Regions from separate parts of the Homo sapiens genome. Here regions 2 and 3 are each linked to region 1. A link is an interaction called in ENCODE POLR2A ChIA-PET data of the cell type or tissue named here. Cell type or tissue: GM12878. All regions are shown on one strand.

Region 1 (2,500 bases):
GTTTCGGTCCCTCGTCGGTTACCTGAAAACCAGTCTTACTGAGCTCCAACCCCAAATTAATTTGGTGAGAACTCGAACTCGGCTATTAACCTTAATTCTGAGAGAAGAATGACACCCCCCTCCCACTGCGAGGGTCCACTGAGGGTGAGTGCCCGGGCTCCTTCATTCTCCAGGCTCCTCTCAGAACACAGCAAGGGTGGCTGACTCCTTCGAACGTCCATTAAGCACAATGCAACGGGGCGAGGCAGTAGGGGGTTTGCTGAGCCCGGTTCCGCGGCGGTGGGAAGTTATTCACCGGCGTCTCCGAGGACGGCCCAGGCCTGGAGAATGGCTGGGGCCGCGGGCTGGGGTAGGGGTTACCGTGAGAGTCAAGGGCAAGGTGGCCCAGCCCGGGCTGGGAGGCGCGGGCTGGGCGCAGCCGAGCATTTCCTCCGGGAGGCCCAGACAGCGGGCGGGTGGGGCGCGGTGGGCGGGGTCCTCGCAGCTGGTGGCGTTTGAAGCCCCCCCGACCGCGGTGGGAGAGGGGCAGCCTAGAAGAGTTGGCAGCGGGCCTGCGGCGGGATGGGGAGGAAGGGGCCCCGCGTTCCCTCAGCAGCGGCGCCGGCCGCCCTGGCACGTAGTTCGCTTCTGGAGGCACAGGCCGCGGTGGGCGCGCCACCCGGGCTGCCAGGCTCACCGCCAGCCGAGGCCAGTCCTGCTCGGGCTGACCCGAGCTGAAGGGCAGCGCGGCCGCACCCCGGACCCCAGGAACGAGCCCGAGTCTGTCCCTCCCGCGGGAGCTGCCCCGCCCGGACTCCCGGAGCTCTGCAAGGCAGGGGCGTGGGGAGGGCGAGCGGCCTGAGGCTCTAGGCGCGGCCACCCGGCAAGCCGGCGGCGGAGGGCGCGGCGCGAGTGCGTTCCGCCCCTAGGCAGCCCCGCGCCCGGCCGGGCAGACACGCCTCCCCGCCGGCGCCCATCGCGGGAGGAACAAATGGCGCCCTCCAGAAACCGCTCCCCTCCATGCCGGGGGCCAAGGCTGTCACCACATAAAAGCTCCGGCAGAGAAGTGCTCGCTGTGTCCCCGCCGCGGGGGGTACAAGCAGCCGCTCCGCGCCGCGACTACCCGGCCCGCCGCCCCCGGACGTCATGCGTCAGCGCGCCCCGCTCCAGTTTCCGCCCCTCCTCCCACCGGCCCAGGGGACACGCCCACTGGCGCGCGCAGGGCCCGGGACCGGGCACGCCCCTCTAACGGCTCGGATTGGCCTGGCCGTGCACTCACGGACCAATGGCGTCTGTCCCGGCCCTCGGTCACGCCCCCTTGCCCAGGCGCGGGCACGCGACCGCTCCGTTCCGCCGGTGCGCGCTCTGGGGTCCCCGCCCCCTCCGCGCGCGCAGCTCCCCGCAGCCGCCGCCGCCTGTAACCTGCGCCGCCAGGATGTGGCTGGGGGCTGACGTCGGGTCCAGATGTGGCCCCGGCCCCGCCCACCCCCGGGGCCGGGCCGCCCACACGGAGCCGCGGCGCGCACGGCAGCTGTCCCGCCTGCCACAATGCGCGGCGAAGCTGCGGCCGCGACTTGGCGAGGTGGTCCCTAACGTTGCCGCTCGGCATCCTTAGAACCGGCCGCCCCTGACGCCGCGCGGGGACCCCAGTCGCCCGCGCGCCCCATGCGCTCACTCTTCGGTGCCCGGCCGGGCCGGCGCCTCGCAGACGCGGAGCCGCGCGGGTGACGGCACAGGCGGCTGCGCGCCCAGCCCAGCCCAGCCCAGCCCGAGGAGAGGGCGCGCCGCGCCCCCGCCCCCCGCCCGCTCTCCCGAGGCCGTGGGTGCGGATGCGCGGCTGACGACTCGCAGCAAGAGCACCGCCGCCGGCCCCAGCCCGCAGCATGGCAGCCGCCGCCTATGTGGACCACTTCGCCGCCGAGTGCCTCGTGTCCATGTCGAGCCGCGCGGTCGTGCACGGGCCGCGGGAGGGGCCGGAGTCCCGGCCCGAGGGCGCGGCCGTGGCCGCCACCCCCACGCTGCCCCGCGTCGAGGAGCGCCGCGACGGTAAGGACAGCGCCTCGCTCTTCGTGGTGGCGCGGATCCTAGCGGACCTCAACCAGCAAGCGCCGGCGCCCGCCCCGGCGGAGCGCAGGGAGGGCGCCGCGGCCCGGAAGGCGAGGACCCCCTGCCGCCTGCCGCCGCCCGCCCCCGAGCCCACCTCCCCCGGCGCCGAAGGCGCGGCGGCCGCGCCCCCCAGCCCGGCGTGGAGCGAGCCGGAGCCCGAGGCGGGGCTGGAGCCCGAGCGGGAGCCGGGGCCCGCGGGGAGCGGCGAGCCCGGCCTCAGACAAAGGGTCCGGCGGGGCCGAAGTCGCGCCGACCTCGAGTCCCCGCAGAGGAAGCACAAGTGCCACTACGCGGGCTGCGAGAAAGTTTACGGGAAATCTTCGCACCTCAAGGCGCACCTGAGAACTCACACAGGTCAGTGGGGCGGCGCGGGCGCCCGGATCGCGCGGACGGGGTCGGCGCGAGCTGCCCGACC
Region 2 (2,500 bases), 63 kb before region 1:
ACCCTCAGGGTACAGCCTGGTGTGGCAGGCAAGCCCTTGATGACTGTTTACTGTCCAAGCTGAACACCTGAAGGGGTCACACTACAGGCCAGGCTTGTAGACATCCGACAAAAATCAAGAAGCCTATCTGGCCCTAAATCTGTTGCTGTTCATCCATGTCACACATATCACATGCAAACAAGGCTGCATTGAGATTCTGGAAGGCAAACACACGGCCATATGCCATCTTCTCTGGGCATAGTAAATCAGGTTCTGGGGTGCATGTATATGAGCCCCACACCTTCAGCGCCTCTCAGCACTTTCCTGGGGTCTGATCTTTCTGATCCGGATGAGGTGACTTTGCCCCAGCTACGCTGGATTAGCGCAGGGATGTGCACTTGACCAACCAAAGCCCCCTCCTCAGGAGTGCAGAACTGGCCCCAGGAGATCCTAGCTCACTTTACCGAGACATAAACTTGGGGGGATTTGGGACAGTCATTTCCCATGGCAGGGTCTGGGAGCACAGGGCATCTGTCTGCAGAGGAAGGAGCTCCAAGCCAACGCAGAGAGAGTTTGAGGTGATTCTGCTGCACCCTCCCCAGGGCTCTCTGGAGCTCCAGCGTGGCTTCCTTGTCTCAAGTTCCTCTTTCAGTGTAAAGTCAGCTAGAATTGGTGACTTGCAAAAGACCTGAATCATGCACTGACCTTTTGGCAGGCCCTCTCTTGCTCTAGAGAATCTGGCCTAAGCATGCAGACTCTGGAAATTTATCCCACAGCACGTGCATAGTTTTCGATGCGTCATTTACCCAATGAGGCTGAACCTGGAATTGGACTTCTACCTGCCCGTCCTTTCCAGGTTTTAACTATGTCCTAGCTCTCTTGACTTGAGCTGGGAAATTCCCTATGCCACTTAGACTCTGCAGCTCAGCTCAAAGGCCCTGATGTGATGCCCCCCTGAAAGCCAGGGCAATCCCACCTCTGCAATGCTGCCGCCGCCACCCTGCCATCTTCCCGAACCTCTGCTCTCAGCTTGTCTCTCCCCAGCCTGGGTCCTGAAAAGGTTCCACTGAGCACAGTGCCTGCTCCCAGCCATCTGTCTTGCCCTCAGCTGTGTGCCAGCCACATGCTAGCCAGGCCCGGCCTGTCCTGCTCTCGCCCTGTTCCCTCCCTGGCTGATTCGAACCCCACACTCCCCTCCCCACCCAGCCAACATCTGGGGACTGCTTCTTCGGGGACCAGCCCCACTGTGTCTTGTCTGATCTCCACGTGTTTCTGCAGTGGCCCTTTCCTGGGTGACCCGTCTGCTCAGAGCAGAAACTGAGATGGGCAGGCCTGCGCCACCTTCCCCTTGGCGCCTTTCCAGTGCTGAGTGTTCTGCCTGGCACAAAGCCAGGGTTCCGCAAACGCTGGTTGAACCGAAACCCACTGTGGTTGCCGGTTCCTGAGCTGGTCTTTCTTCTCGTTCCCATGCCCAGCTCCCAGCCACGAACTGTGGGCTGATCCTGTGGCCGGCTCCCTGTCCTGTGGCCCAGAGAGTGTCTTCGGCTGGGGATCCTGCTGTCGGGGCCCTGCTGTGCCTGCTGCCAGGGCCTCACCAGCCTGCTCTGAGCAGCTGGGCCACACTGAGCACCTGCCCTGCCCTGCTTGGCAGTCAGGAAGGACTTCCTGTTTCTGCTTCTGAAATGGACTGCCAGCTCCAGGGGGCGGCAGGGGACCGGCCCCAACACCCCTGCCATCCGAGTGGCACCTAGGCTGCCCGGCAGCCCTCCCTCACCCCTTCTTGTGTCTCCTGCTATGGGTGGGCTTCAGGAAACGTGCACTTAGCAGGCTGAGGCCTAAACTCAGCTATGGGCTTAGGATCCAGAGGAGGAGCCCTGGAGAGCAGCACGCAGAACCTTTTGGCTTTGAGAAGGAGGGGGATGAGGGGCAGGGGGCAGGGGCGACTGTGAGGTCCTGGGCTTGGGGACCCTAGGGAAGGAGTGGAGCAGCTTTAGGGACCCCATACAAAGGTCCCCAGGCCTCACATGAACCGTACCTCCCCAGCACCTCCCATGATCCCCATCTCCCCACCCTGGACTAAGCACTGGGAGGGGGCTGCCGGGAGGAAAGGCCCCACTGTGGGAGATAGGGGAGTAGGGAGTATCAAAGGGGCACAGAGAGAAGGCATTTCAGGAAGCACCTTCACCAGGACTGGCCACAAATAATCCCCAGGCAGAGTCCATTCCAGTGGTTCTCACCTGCAGACCTGTCCCTGCCTCCTGCCTTTCCCTGTGCATGCTCTGAGCCAGAAAGGACAACTAAGAGACGGTGACAGAGGGGCTTCAGGACGCCGCCTCTGTGGGGAGCTGGTGGGCTGTGGCATCCCTTAGGGGGTAACCCCACTGCCCAGACTGCTGGGCTCCAGGGAGTGGAGGGGGCAGAGGGCACCCGCCCCCACCTCTGCACTCGGTGGTCCTAGGGCCCCCGGTCTGCAGGGTCCATTGGGGCAGCAGCTAGAAAAATGTCTGGCTACAAGGGACAG
Region 3 (2,500 bases), 71 kb before region 1:
CAACTCGATGCAATGCTGAGACTGAACTGCAGAGCTGAGTAACTCCCAAATTCCTGACCCTCAGAAACTTCATGAGATAATAAAAGTTTGTTATTTCAGCTGCAAGGCTTGGGAGTAACTGGTTACACGGCAGCAAATAGCTAATAAACCCATTCCATTTCCCGTTTTTATGATCTTCTGTCATCATGTGCTTGGCACCACTCCCACTCCACTCCAGAGAAAGTCCATGCCATGAAGAAGTGAGGATGTTTTTGGACGTTCTTTTGCACAATAGCATGGTACAACTGCTCGAGCCGTTTCTGGAATATTTTCCAAGAAACTCACCTTCTTCCAAAGGATGAAGAGATCCCAAGGCTCCTCCAGGCCACAGCCTAGAGCTATTCCTGATCTTTTTCATCCCAGAGAACACTCCAAGGCTCTAAAGTAACTACAGTGAGTCGTAAATGAAAGGGAGCCATGCCCAGGGTACTGGTGCCTCTGGCTTGTTGCCTGGGGCACAGGAGCCACCTGTGAGGAGCAACAGCAGCACCTCCAGGTTCTGAAAAAGTGGACAAAAAGGGATAAATGTGGGCCCAAGGCTAGACAGAGCAGAACAGTGGCGGCCACCATAGCAGGCTCATCTATGGGAGGAGCAGGGGCAGCCAGGAGCAGGGGCAGCCAGGAGCAGGGGCAGCCAGAAGCATCCACAGCCCTCCTGGAAGCCTCCATCTTGGGTGACAAGCTGTGCCTCATTTCTGAGAAGAAACGCATGCTGCTACTGACAGCGGTTGCCTCTGGGGCGGGGGACTGGGTGGCTGGCCGGGAAGGAAGACACATTTTTTATTCTGTGTACCTGACTTTGTCTATTGAGTGTTGTTCTATGGGCATGTGTTACCTCTTTAAAGATAGATCAATTACATATATTTAAAGTTATAACTAATCAATTACTACACTCTGCTTAGGTGTTCCTAAAAAGAAGGAGTTTGTGGTTCCATAAGTTTGGGGAACTGAGCTAATGAGCCCCCTTTATGGAGTGACACCTTAATGTCTTCAGGAGCTGAGAAATTCTGTAGTAGAGGATCATGTTTAATCTGCTTAAACCTGAATTTTCCAAGTTTGTTCTACCACATAACTATTTTTTCATAAACTCTGTATAAATAGCCCTGACTATAAATAGCTAGTTGTGTGTTTTATGCCACAAAGCTCGGGTCTGGGCCATTGACAACATAGTTCCAGTTACACACCCTTGGACACCAGGTGCAGGGCCAGAAGGAAGGACCTGAGGGAGGGCGGTGTGGTGTGGCCAGATGTCAGGACGGGAACTTGAAGCAATAGAGAAATTGAGAGTGTGGAAAGGGGATCTCCAGAGAGAAAATCCCCCAACCTACTCTATAATTTTCCCAACGGCAGGCCTGTGAGTTTTCACGCTGCCACCCAGGCTGGAGTGCAGTGGCGCAATCTATGCTCTCTGCAACCTCCACCTCCTGGGTTCAAGTGATTCTCCCCACTCAGCCTCCTGAGTAACTGGGATTACAGGCACCTGCCACCAAGCCCAGCTAATTTTTTGTGTTGTAAATACAGACAGGGTTTCACCATGTTGACCAAGCTGGTCTTGAACTCCTGACCTCAAGTGATCTGCCCGCCTCAGCCTCCCAAAGTGCTGGAATTACAGGCGTGAGCCACATTCCTTCATTCTTAATTCACAAATTCACTAAACATACACCGTGTTTATGGCCTGGGCCTAAGTGAGGTTTGTTGTCTGCCCTCAGGAAACTCACCTCTAGTGAGGAAGATGTGCAGAAAACAGCAGCAGGAGACAGTGCAGCCCCTGTGGGCTTAGGAAAGCCTCTTCCAGAAATGGCCTATGTGCCACACCCAGAGTGTGAGCTGCACTCAGCCCAGGGGAGAAGTGTGGAGGGCGTGCCAGCTGCCCTGGGGAGCCCGGGGCTTCAAGGAGCCAAGAGCAGGCAAGTGGGGCTGGAGCCTGGTTGGGGCTGTGCTGGTGGCTGCCAGGGTCGCTGCCCACACCCGCCGTCTGTGCTCTGCTCTGGGGCTCCGGGGTTTCTGCATGTGCCAGGCACCTCACCCACTGGCTTCTGGTTAGGCCCTGTGGTAGCACCTAACATAGGAGGTGTGGCAGGAGCTCCAAAGGCAGGAGGAAGAGAGGAATGTCCGTATCACAGCATGGCAGTTGTAGCAGCAGGAGCTGGATGATTAGGGACCCCAGAAGCCTGAGCACAGGCGGCACCTTTATCAGCAGTCACAGCTCTGGCAAAGAAGATGCATCCTCCTCGATACAGAACAGCAGTGCCAGCTCCTCCCACAGCCCCTGCTTCTCTACCAGGGCAGCAGCAGGTGCTGACTCTGGGCTCTAGCCCAGTGGTGCAATGGGTTGAGTGTTTGTGTCCCTCCCAGTTTCATATATTGAAATCCTAACTCCTGTGGTGATGGTGTTGGGAGGTGAAGCCTTTGCTGGGGGTGATTAGGCCCTGAGAGTGAAGCCCTCATGAAGGGGATGAGT

Evidence for each region. ChIA-PET counts read pairs that join two places held together with the same protein. Peaks named below come from ENCODE experiments on the same cell type or tissue, not always from the same donor. Only the 100,000 strongest peaks of a DNase experiment are listed, where the experiment ranks them.
Region 2: POLR2A ChIA-PET joins it to region 1 with 112 read pairs; 16 of 35 experiments call an interaction of 5 or more read pairs at or near these places.
Region 3: POLR2A ChIA-PET joins it to region 1 with 13 read pairs; 17 of 35 experiments call an interaction of 5 or more read pairs at or near these places.

The regions. Positions count from the first base shown.
Region 1 is chr15:31,325,351-31,327,850 of GRCh38, forward strand. KLF13 (KLF transcription factor 13) reads left to right here and starts at 1,485. Exons shown (of 2, transcript NM_015995.4): 1 at 1,485-2,439. The coding sequence starts at 1,863. RefSeq lists a promoter at 610-1,666 and an enhancer at 694-1,207. In GM12878, no CTCF peak of the experiment used is centred here; a DNase peak (open chromatin) is centred at 1,241; H3K4me3 peaks cover 2,141 bases; H3K27ac peaks cover 2,219 bases.
Region 2 is chr15:31,262,790-31,265,289 of GRCh38, forward strand. No RefSeq gene overlaps it. Among named protein-coding and RNA genes, the nearest start is that of LINC03034, 33 kb to the left of the region's middle. In GM12878, a CTCF peak has its summit at 1,669 (motif pointing right); DNase peaks (open chromatin) are centred at 662 and 1,382; H3K4me3 peaks cover 198 bases; H3K27ac peaks cover 2,500 bases.
Region 3 is chr15:31,254,597-31,257,096 of GRCh38, forward strand. No RefSeq gene overlaps it. Among named protein-coding and RNA genes, the nearest start is that of LINC03034, 25 kb to the left of the region's middle. RefSeq lists an enhancer at 1,325-1,897. In GM12878, no CTCF peak of the experiment used is centred here; a DNase peak (open chromatin) is centred at 1,278; H3K27ac peaks cover 2,328 bases.